Regions from separate parts of the Homo sapiens genome. Here region 1 is linked to region 2. Evidence: chromatin loops called from intact Hi-C (ENCODE). Cell type or tissue: CD14-positive monocyte. All regions are shown on one strand. Links, peaks and the distances in the headings refer to the core of each region. The heading gives the core; the rest is flanking DNA.

Region 1 (5,370 bases), core at 262-5,261, 83 kb after region 2:
CACTGCAACCTTGCCTCCCGGGTTCAAGCAATTCAATTCTCCTGCCTCAGCCTCCTGGGTAGCTGGGATTACAGGCATGTGCCACCATGCCTGCCTAATTTTGTAGTTTTAGTTGAGACGGGGTTTCTCCATGTTGGTCAGGCTGGTCGCGAACTCCCGACCTCAGGTGATCCTCCCGCCTCAGCCTCCCAAAGTGCTGGGATTACAGGCGTGAGCCACCGCGCCCGGCCCCATAGCTGAACTTTAATACACCATGCCTAACAAATGCTTAATGAATGACTATCAGTTAGTTATGTAGTCCTCGTCACTCCACTAAACCGAGTATGGTGCATTGCTTACTTGCTCACGATTAACAGAAAATTGCTTCTATTTCTATGTTTTCTATAACAGACATGCTCCATATTTTACATAACATGGATGGCACACAGAATTTAGATATAAAATGGCTCAATTTGAGTAAACAGACCCTGAGCTCTTAAAACCAAGCAGCGATGCAAGCCAAGAACCTTGGTCAGGATAGTATAAGACTGAAATAATTAGTTGGATTTTCCCACTTGCTAAGGTTCAGCATAAACATCAGTTTTGATCACTTAAACTCTAACTTCAATTGGAAAAAACATCTTAGATTTTGCAAAAAAAAAAAATTGTAAAAAGTGGTATATGGCCTGTTGTCCTTCCAACTTCAGAATTCAAGACATCTATGCCCTAGATGCCTCGAATTCTGAAGTTGCAAGGAACAGCAGGCCATACACATTTTTTCTCCAGTCATATTTCTAGACCCAGACGCTAAGCATTTCATCTTTGAATACCAAGTGATAGTGATTTGATCAAATGGATAGAAACGTATTTATTTATTAAATAAATATTGTAAAATGAAATAATGTAGAATGCATTTATTTATCAAATAATGAAAAACTAGAAATATGCTTCACTACATAAAATGTACTATTATTCCCAAATTCCGTGATAACAGGAAAAACTCATCACTGCTTTGGTAAAATTTTTAAAAAATCAGATAAGAGAGAAAACCTTTTCTGCACCTGTTTCCAAGGCAACCGATGTTGGACAAATAGGGTTTATAAATGCCTAGGAATCATGAGGTGTCTACAAGCCCTCACCTTGTTTTGAGCCATCGGATGTCTATTTCCATAGAAACCAGAGTGGAAATGAGGGCAGGAGCCATGAGTCAGCCTGCTGGGTGGTGCATCCCAGCCAGGGTCTGAGAGCACACGAGCAGTGTTGCAGAAATAAACGAATTTAGAAGCTGAAAAGGTACCAGAAAGAAGCAAAAGCCTTAATTGGGAAACACTGGTTTCTTTATTGACTTGGTTAAATAATGGAAAGGTCCTGCAAGTAACACAGACATAAGACAGACACTTCTTTACTCATTAGGTAACGGGGATTAGAAGCGTAGCCTGTGCCACGCCAAGCGAGCTGGCCATGCCAAGCGAGCTGGCCACGATGGGTGACCCATCAGAGGTGACTGATTCATGGAGAGCAGCTAGCCTCTGGCTCTCTGGACATGCACCTAGAAGCAGCTTCAAGTGGGTCCACAATCTCACAGGTCACGTATGAAGGTGGCCGAAGAGAAAGGAGGCCCCAAACCCTCAACAGTATGTCTCTGCGTATGGAATGCAAAGTCACCTGGAGGAAGGCTGGTCAGGAACTGTCTGGTTCTATGCCCTATCATTTTCCGTTCTAGCCACATCATCTTGTTGTGCCTCCTGACACGTGCAAAATCTAGTTTCGCCCTACACATGATCTGCTCTTACCCCCAGCCTGTGTTCCCCGTATTGTTAATGGCATCGCTATCCTCCCAGCTACCTAGGGTCCAAGGTTACCAGCCTTTGGTTACTCATGTCATGCCTCCTGAGTTCCCAACTCCTGCAGGTCCCACCTCCAGGAGCACCCTCTGCCATCAGCCAAGCTCAGCCCCACTCCCGCTGCAGCCTGCAGGCTCTCACGCCAGCCTGGGCTTAAATCTCTGTCCCACCAGCTACTGCCTTGGGACCCTAGACAAGTTTCTGAACCTCTCTGAACTTTGGTTTTCTTATCCATAAAATGGGGCTAAGAATAGCACACACCTGGCAGAAGGGTGAGGGGAATACACGGGAGAAAGCCAGGGAAGCTCTTGGCCCATGCCTGCACACGGAAGCACTGGGAAAATACTGGCTGTGTTGCCGCACTAAGCTCTTCCGGTCCCCAGTGAACTTGAACACTGATGCCAGAGTAGTCCTCTGAAGGCATGGCTCTGCTCACGTCTCTTGGGCTCACAAATCTTCAGTGAGTGTCCACTCTTTACTGTCTGGCTCCAATTCATCCTTCCAGCTTTGTCTCCCACCCTTGCCCTCCATACTCCCTGAGCTGTGGCCAAAGTGAACCCCCCTTGGTTAGCATCAGGCTGGTGCCTTGGCTCCTGCTGCTCCTCAGCTGGGATGTCACCTGCTCTGCAGTTTCAATCTGGAACCTATGCTTGAACACCTCTCTTATTTGCTAAGTTTCTTCCTTTAGTTTTTAATAAAAGTTCCTTTTGAAAGACTTCAGTTTTTGTCAATTGGGCTGAATAACAAGGGGAGCAATGTCAACGTTATGGCCAGATGCCTGGTGGCAGTCAACTGTCCCTGCTCTGGAACCTGGTTGACAGCAATGATGGGATAAAGGAAGTGGGAAAACCAAGAAGGGGGGTTTGGGGCCATGTAAGGTCCCTGGAACTCCTTCAGGCCCAGAGTCCATTTCCGAGAGGAGAGGGAGATGAGACTAGATATTCAGTGAGGCCAGGCTGTGGAGGTTTCATGTTTTAGCCATGTCTTCCATTCCCTCTACGCTGATGCTTTGATTGGAGCTTGCCTGGCCCTGGAGGGACTGCCCCTTCCAGAACTAGTCAGCTCTTAGGAATATTAAAACATTTGCCCCCAAGTGTGCTTTCCAAATACAAATCAACCAATCCAGAGCTCACACCCCAACCATCTCCTTTATTGGGCTCTTACACGCCTGGCCATTATCCACCTGCCCTAATCACCCCAGGGCTAGGTGCCAGACAAGTAGGGAAAGCCCCTTTGCTCGAGAGCCCACTGAAATTCATCCAAACGAAACAGTCCTCAGCATGCTTATGCCACCTCACCTATACTTACCCCTCTCTCAGCCTCTTGCTCCACCCCAGTGCTTCCTTGTGTGACTCCCTGTGGTGTGGCACGCCCCTGCCCCTGGGGCACTGTGAGCAGCAAACTGTCTTTTCCATGGAGCAGAGCTGTTCCCAGGCAAAATTGAGATGGAGAGGGGAGAACACCAGGGCAAGGGAAAGGAAAACCAGGGGCACCTTGAGGTTTGCACTGGAGCCCTCTGGAGAGGCACTCTCAGAGGAACTCAATGATCCAGCCCTGAGCACCATCCTTGGGCCAGACACCCTAGAGCTCCACATCCGTGCTAAGGCCACCTGTGGCTCTGGTCAAGAAGGGAAGGAAGAATAAGATTATAAAACTCTTGCTTTGTGTTAAGCTTCACTGTCGCTTCCCCTGTTGTTCAAGACTCACTGCCCAGATCCTCTGTGTGGATTACAAGTCCCATGTTGTTTCTTATTGTCTCCTTGCCTGAGTTCTATTTTTTTTTTTTCCTCCTTGCCTGAGTTCTTAGGCCTCACTTGGAAGATCTTGTTACTCTTGACTGCTTGGACAATTAGCTTGTTCCTATCTTGTTCAGCCCATCTTCTTGAATTTAACTTCTTGCTCTCGAGATGTATACAAGTTCCATGCCCCGGTCTAGCTAGTTCTGATTGCACTTTGTTGGATCTGTCATGCTGTGTTTCATTACAATTCCATTATAGCACTAATGTGACCAACAGCCACATTTTTCTATTTCTTGTCTCAAATTCTAAGAAAAGTATCGATTTGGCCATTATACTGTTCTAACTCTACCAATTAGCTTCTTCAAATGATTCACATTTGAATTTATTCACATTGGATTATTCTCCAAATGATTCTGGATATTAAAAAAAGGTGGCAATGACTCAAGTCTTTATGTATCAGGTATTTAAATTAGATTTGAAGCACAGTATAAAAAGGCCTCAAAACAATGGAGACATACTATGCTCATGGTATAAAACACTCAAATTGATTTATAGATTTAATGTAGTCCCAATCAAAATCCCAACTAGTGGCAAGAAGGAGGGAAGTAATAAGGGAGGGAAAGTTCTCTGACTCATGGAAGGGAGGAATCTATTCCAAAGAAGCTGGATGAAACTGCCAGTAAAAAATAAATATGATGAAAGCTGTCTTTCCCTCAGTTTTACAGATGTCAATAATTTACCTTATTGTAACTTATGTAACAGAATATATTTAACTATGTCAGTTAAGTTGGAGTGTAAACGTCAGTTAAGTTGGAGTGCAATTTTGAGACCAATCATTCGGAGTTTAATGAAAAAGAATTTGACTATTTAAACAAGATGAGTTTGTTTAAATATTGATGAGTGATGAGTTTATTTAAATCGTGATGAGTTCTTTAAAAGTGAGAAATTGAACATTTGTTTTTTATCACTTTTCAAACTAGAAATTAAAAAGCCACTGCAGCTGTATGATGGGTAGACAGGAATCCTCTCTACTATTTTTTTTCTGTAAATCTAAAATTATTCTCCCCCCACCACCCAAAATTTTAAAACACGGCCAGTAAAGAACCTTGCAGGGTAGGTAAGTTATATTGCCTTCGCTAGAGAAACACACACGATAGCCTTGTACAGCTGCCACTGCTGAATGCCTGCTGGATGGAAAGTTACAAAAGAAATCACATTAGTGTCACTTTCCAATGAAACAATAGCCTGTCGAATTAAAGATGAAGCTGTAAACGTGAATGCTGAGTTAATATCTCATCTGCAGAACTACGCCTGGATTTGTTATTTTGCTTGTAATCTTCCAGTATCAACAGTCACTAATCACAAAGATCTCTTATGTAAATACTTGGCAACGAAGCACAAGTAATACTGGCTGAAATACTTAAAGTGTTGGATGCTTTACTGACTTTCATGGTTTATCCTGGAACAAATGCATTGACATTTCCACTCATGATACAAAAGCAATGATGGGTAAAACCACTGGTGCCTTAGCACAAACCAAGGCAGCGATCTCAAACTCTAGTAGCAGTCACTGTATTTCACCATAGATAAATACGGGGATGATGATAGATGATAGATGACAGGTAGATAGAGTTTCATTTAAGGCTGTCCTTGATGAACTGGTAGGAATTAATTTTATTAACTCTTAACCCTTATGGCCCATCTTTTGGAATGTACAGGCAGATAAAGCAGTACTGCTATACTAAAGCGGATGGTTATCTTCAGGAATGGGACTTGTGAGATAAAGTTGCAAGCCACTTTTTTCAAGG
Region 2 (5,370 bases), core at 264-5,263:
GGAAGGCAGGCCTGTCTGCGATGGGATCTGCCTACCTGCTGTCCCCAACCCTGGCTGAAGGCAGAGCCCAGAGGTAGAGGGAAGTTCCAGAGTGGCAGATACCAGGAGAAGAGGGTGGGTGACGGATGAGCTGGCTGCATAGGCTGCAGGAGTCCCAAGCCAAGGTGGAGGTGGGTTCTGTGTCCTTGTCACAAGGCCACTCTGTGCACCTCAGGTTGCTCCCTTGGAGGGGGAAGCTCGTGAGCCAGGACGTTGGAGGACCCCAAGAAATGCCCCCTTCCCCAGTACATCTTTTGGCCCCTCAGCCCATCCCTACCTCCACCTCCACTTTCTTTTATATCCCACCCCTTCAACCTTCCAGAATAGGTTGGAATCCGACCCTGCTGGTAACCCCAGCACAGGCCTTTGCCCAGAGGCGAGGGCTGCAGAGACCCAAGGGTGGGAGTATCTGACTGGCCAGAAAACACACTGGGTCAGTGGCTTGACTGGACAAGGTGGGGGCCAACTTGGGTCAGAGGGACCCCCAAAGCAGAAGGTGAGGAGTCTTGCGTGCCTTGCAGAGAGGTGGCCATCGTGGGGCGAGAGCGCGGAGCCCAGCAGGGGCCACGGGCAGGCAGCTATGCTGGCTGTAATCGCCTCAGTGCTGCTGTGATTTTGTGAGCGTGTGAGTTAAACTTAGTTGGTGTTTTTGAAAGACCCTGAGCAGCAGTCTACACTCCAGGGGCAGCCACAGCCAGCACTTCAAATGTGGTTGTCTACTGTCACAGCAGAGGGTCTGTACATTAACACGGGAGGGTCGGAAATCATTGTTCTGTAGTAAAAAGAGTGTTGCTGAAGATGTGTGCCTGGGAAGAGGCACCGCAAGTCCCCTCTGCCTGTGCCTGGGCAAGTCCAGCCACCAGCAGGGCAGTGCCCCGGGTCTAGAACTTTCTCTGAGTGGTTCTGGGCCCCCGCAGGTGGTGCTCTGACTGGAGGTTAGCTAGTCATGGTGAGCATGTCCTTGAATTCACCCTGACAAAAGCTGTTGTGACAGGACAGAGTGAGACTTCCCTGAGCTTGTGGGCAGGGGCAGGGTGTCTGTTTCTGTGCTTCGTGCTAACAGATGTTTCCAGTAGGGTAGCCGTTGGGTCTGAGAGTTGATTTCATTATAATATGCCACCCGATGGGGAAGGGTGGGGTGAGACCTACGCTTTCTCAACTACCTCTGGTCCTTGAAGGCCACCAATATCCTCTGCAGAGAACCTGACCCATCCTGCAGGGCAGTGCAGGAGGGACCTCAAGGCTGCTGAGTCAAGGGGCTCACTACCCAGACAAGCACTGGGGGAGTGCCCCCAGGTAAACTGATGTCTCCCAGAAATGGCTCCTGTGTGAAGCCAAGGCAGTGTGTGGATCTAGGGCAGGAAGGGAAGTAGGGATGGAAAATGAAAAGGGAGAACACATTTCCCTGGGGGACAGGTCTTCCTTTGAAGGGGTGGGAGGAGGAGAAGGCCAGGATGGAGCAAGCAGCGAGGTAGGAGGAGATGACCGTGTCTTCAAGGTGTGGGTGGTCTGGAGTCTGGGAACTCCCCTTGCCCAAGGGAAGACTGGGCCAGAAAGAAGCCCAGATCACAAGGCGTTGAACTGAAACAGGAAGAAGTTTAAAGAGGCTGCATGTGGCCGGGCATGGTGGCTCAGGCCTGTAATCCCAGCACTTTGGGAGGCTGAGGCGGGCAGATCACTTGAGGTCAGGAGTTCAAGACCAGCCTGATCAACATGGTGAAACTCCGTTTCTACTAAAATATAAAAATTAGCTGGGCGTGGTGGCGGGTGCCTGTAATCCCAACTACTTGGGAGGCTGAGGCAGGAGAATCACTTGAACCCAGGAGGCGGAGCTTGCAGTGAGCCGAGATTGTGCCACTGCACTCCAGCCTGGGCGACAGAGTGAGAGACTCCATCTTAAAAAAAAAAAAAAAAAAAAAAGGCTGCAAGCAGGGCTCTCATAGAAGCAGCATGCCAGGCAGCATCCTGCTGCGGGGAACCCTGAGGTGCCCTTCCATGGCCCAGTCCTGCCCAATAAAGCCAAGCCCAACAACCAGGAAGACACCTTGCCCTCCCAGAGGAGGTGCTTCTTACCAATTCCAGAGCCTGCATGCAAGGATGCTGCCTAGGAGACTGTAATTTCCCAGAGATTCCCAGTGATTCTCAAAGTGTAGGCAGGTTTGGGAACCACCGGTTTTCAGCCCTCCAATCCCTGCTCTCTTGGTGGGCCTTGAGCCAGGGCCAGAGGAGGGCCACTGCGTCATTGAACCTGGGCAGGAGGAGGACAGAATGGGGAAGCGGCAATGGAAGCAATTGGGGCCAGAAAGGAACGAGTTAAGGAAGTTAAAATTTCCCACTGAAATAGGTGGCAGTTGAGGAAGCAGAAGTGGGTTTAGAGCTTGAGGAATGGAAGAGGGTGTCCACAGCCTCTGTGCAGGATCTGAGAAGGCCAGGGAGGAACGATGAGGCATGTCGAGGGCCAGGCAAAGGTGCTCCCTGGAAACCCAGCTGTGTGGTTCCAGGCACGGATCGCTCAGGGCTCCTCTGGTTGTGAGAGACAGCAGCCCGACCCAAGGTGGCTCCAGCCAGAGGGATTTGTTGGCTCATATAACAGGATCCCCTCTCCCTCCACAGCCTCTCTCTCTGGACAGTTGCCCAGCCCCTAGCTCTTCCCTAAGGTCTGCGGACTTCTTCATGAAGAGCAGGAGAAACACAGGCTCGCAAATGGGCTGAGGCATTTGTCACCTCATCTCAGGGACCTCAGAGAAAAGAGAGGTTTTTCCCTGTCTCGGCCTCCATATACAGATGTCTAGGGAAGGACTCTCACTAGTCTCACTTCAGTCATGTCCCCAACCTAGGCCAATGATCACGTTGCGGGGGGGCGGGGGTACCACAGTGGGCCAGGCCTGGGTTATGCATTCCCTTCTGTGGTTGGGACAAGTCCTGAGATTTGCAGCCCCATGAGAACAGCCTGGAGTGGGCAGATCCGTCAAAGGAAGCTGCTGTTATCAAGAAAACCTGGTTCCAGAGGCTCACTCAGCAGCTGCAGAGATGCCTGGGCCTGGTCTCCCACTCATGCCAAGCCCCTGGGACTCTCAGATCATCCAAAACAGAGCCCTAGATGAGAGTCCCAGAAGGCTGGAGAATCAGGTGAGAGGTGCTGGGAAATGCCTCCACATGTGCTCCTGATCAGCCCTTCTTTCTGGGGTGGGGAGGAGCCGCAGGCTGGCCAGTGGAGGGAGGACGCAGCTCCTTCTGGGGCTGGGCAGCTCTCTGGACCCTTTCCTGTGCCCAGGCACCCATTGGCTGCTCTGAGCTTTTTGGGTTTGGGACCCAGGAAAGTCAGGGTGGAGCTGGGCAGCCAGAGAGAGAAGCTGGAGTTCAAAGATGCCCAGGAACTGGAAGCCCAGCAAAGAGGGCTCAGAAGGCAAAGAAGAAGTGGAGCAGCGCGCCCCGGACACAGGGCGGCGGGGCTGCACCTAGGCTGCTGTCGGCAGGGGCGTTGGTGGGCACACATAGACACACACTCTCACAAACACACGCACAGAAACACGCAGGCATACGTGTGAACCCAGACGCATGAACACACACACTCAGGGACATGCATACACATACAGACACACACGCATATTTGGAGAGACACAAACCATGCCTATACACATAGAGGTCAGATACACAGACATGCATGTAACCCTCACACACCTGAGATACATGCACACTTGGTAAAAAACACACACACACACACACACCCATCCACACACAGCCAGAGACGTACACACACACACACCATGTCCATGGCCTTTCCCAGGTGGAAGGGGCCTCCCTGAGCCAGCTCATCTGTTACCAGTGAAACTCTGCCTGGTAGGCCCTTGGGAAGGGGCTGAGGACCAGGCAGGGCCCTGTTACATCCGTGAGCAGCCCTTGTGATCTTTGCCCAAGTTCTCAAGTCTGTGCCTCCCATCACCTTCAGGGCCCTCTGGGCACTGTCCACAAACCCTTAACACCACCCGCATCTGCCCCCAACCTCAATCCAGCAACCCTGGTCTCCGTTCACTCAGATCCCAGCCTTCCTTCTGCTCAAATGTGCTCTCTCCACCCGCCTTTTAGAATCCAGTGAGTTCCTGCTCATCTTTCAAAACCCACCTCAAATGCCCCCTCCCTTGGAGCAGGCGCTCCCTCCTTGGCTGGCGTTCCCCTGCACGAGCCTCCTCTGTCTGTCCCTCCTCCACCTGTCCCACCACACGGGGCACCACTAAGAGCAGGGACCGGCCTTTCCGTTTTCCTGGTGGGCAGCACGCAGAAGGGCGGGGCTGATGCCCACTGGCTGAGCAACTACGGGACCACATCGCCAGCATGGCAGCCTGGAGACCTGGGCAGGGAGGAGGGGCAGCCATATTCAGAGGGCAATGGGGTGTGCCCACCCCAGGGAGCCTGGGGCGGCTTGGCCAGATGTGCAGAGCCTCAGCCCCACCCCCAGCACATACTGCCACATATTCACCCGCGGTGGGCATTGTGCCCCTCGCCCTGGACAGCTGGGCCCAGGCAGCACCCTCCCCCAGGCCACCATGACTCACATCCCGCCCACCGGGCGGCCAGCCTGGGTACACACAGCCTCCTTTCAGCCCCTCAGCCCCAAACACTAGCTTAGTCTTCCCTCTCGGGCGCCTCCCCTCCTGAGCTGGCAGCTCAGCCCCACGCTGAGGCCACACGGAGGCCTGCTTCCTCTCCGGAGCACAGGGCTCCCTGTCTCTCGTCACCCGGCTGCCGTCCAAGCTGGCCCTGAATGGCTGCCTTTTCATGGAGCAGAGCCTGACCAGGTGCAGGCTGGGCAGCCCTGCTCCCACTAGGCCCGCCAGATCTCTCTGCCCGTGGCTCTGCTGCCCTGGGAGAGAGGTGGGCTGGAGAGCTGGAGGGCTCCAGAAGTCCTTCCCAGGCTCTGGCCAAAGGCCTCCTCACACACGCGAAGCCTCCTCTTCACACACACCCTCCTCTCTGCTTCCCCAGCAGCCCTACAGCCTGGCCAGGCACAGATTCTTGTTAGTCCCATTTTACAGAGAAGGAAACTGAGGCAGGTGGGTGGTGGGGCTGGGACTTGGTGCCATTAGAGTAGCGTTAATAATGCAACCCGGCCAGGCGTGGCGGCTCACGCCTGTAATCCCAGCACTTTGGGAGACGGAGGCAGGAGGATCACTTGAGCTCAGGAGCTCAAGACCAGCCTGGGCAACACAGTGAGACCCCCGTCTCTACAAAAATTTAAAAATTAGCAGGGTGTGGTGGTGCGTGCCTGTGGTTTTGGAGGCTGAGGCTGAGGTGAGAGGAGGCTGAGGCTGAGGCGAGCCTGGGAAATTGAGG

What was found. Peaks named below come from ENCODE experiments on the same cell type or tissue, not always from the same donor. Only the 100,000 strongest peaks of a DNase experiment are listed, where the experiment ranks them.
Region 1: a loop joins it to region 2, with 2.1 times the contacts of the local background. A loop is called at or near these places in 62 of 110 quality-filtered maps.

Annotation. Positions count from the first base shown.
Region 1 is chr2:231,304,993-231,310,362 of GRCh38, reverse strand. The region is part of intron 19 of ARMC9 (armadillo repeat containing 9); the gene reads right to left. Among named protein-coding and RNA genes, the nearest start is that of MIR4777, 55 kb to the left of the region's middle. In CD14-positive monocyte, for the core only: no CTCF peak of the experiment used is centred there; no DNase peak of the experiment used is centred there.
Region 2 is chr2:231,387,853-231,393,222 of GRCh38, reverse strand. No RefSeq gene overlaps it. Among named protein-coding and RNA genes, the nearest start is that of B3GNT7, 5.2 kb to the left of the region's middle. RefSeq lists enhancers at 475-1,058, 1,542-1,701, 4,546-5,086 and a silencer at 4,491-4,785. In CD14-positive monocyte, for the core only: no CTCF peak of the experiment used is centred there; DNase peaks (open chromatin) are centred at 2,362 and 4,682; H3K4me3 peaks cover 614 bases.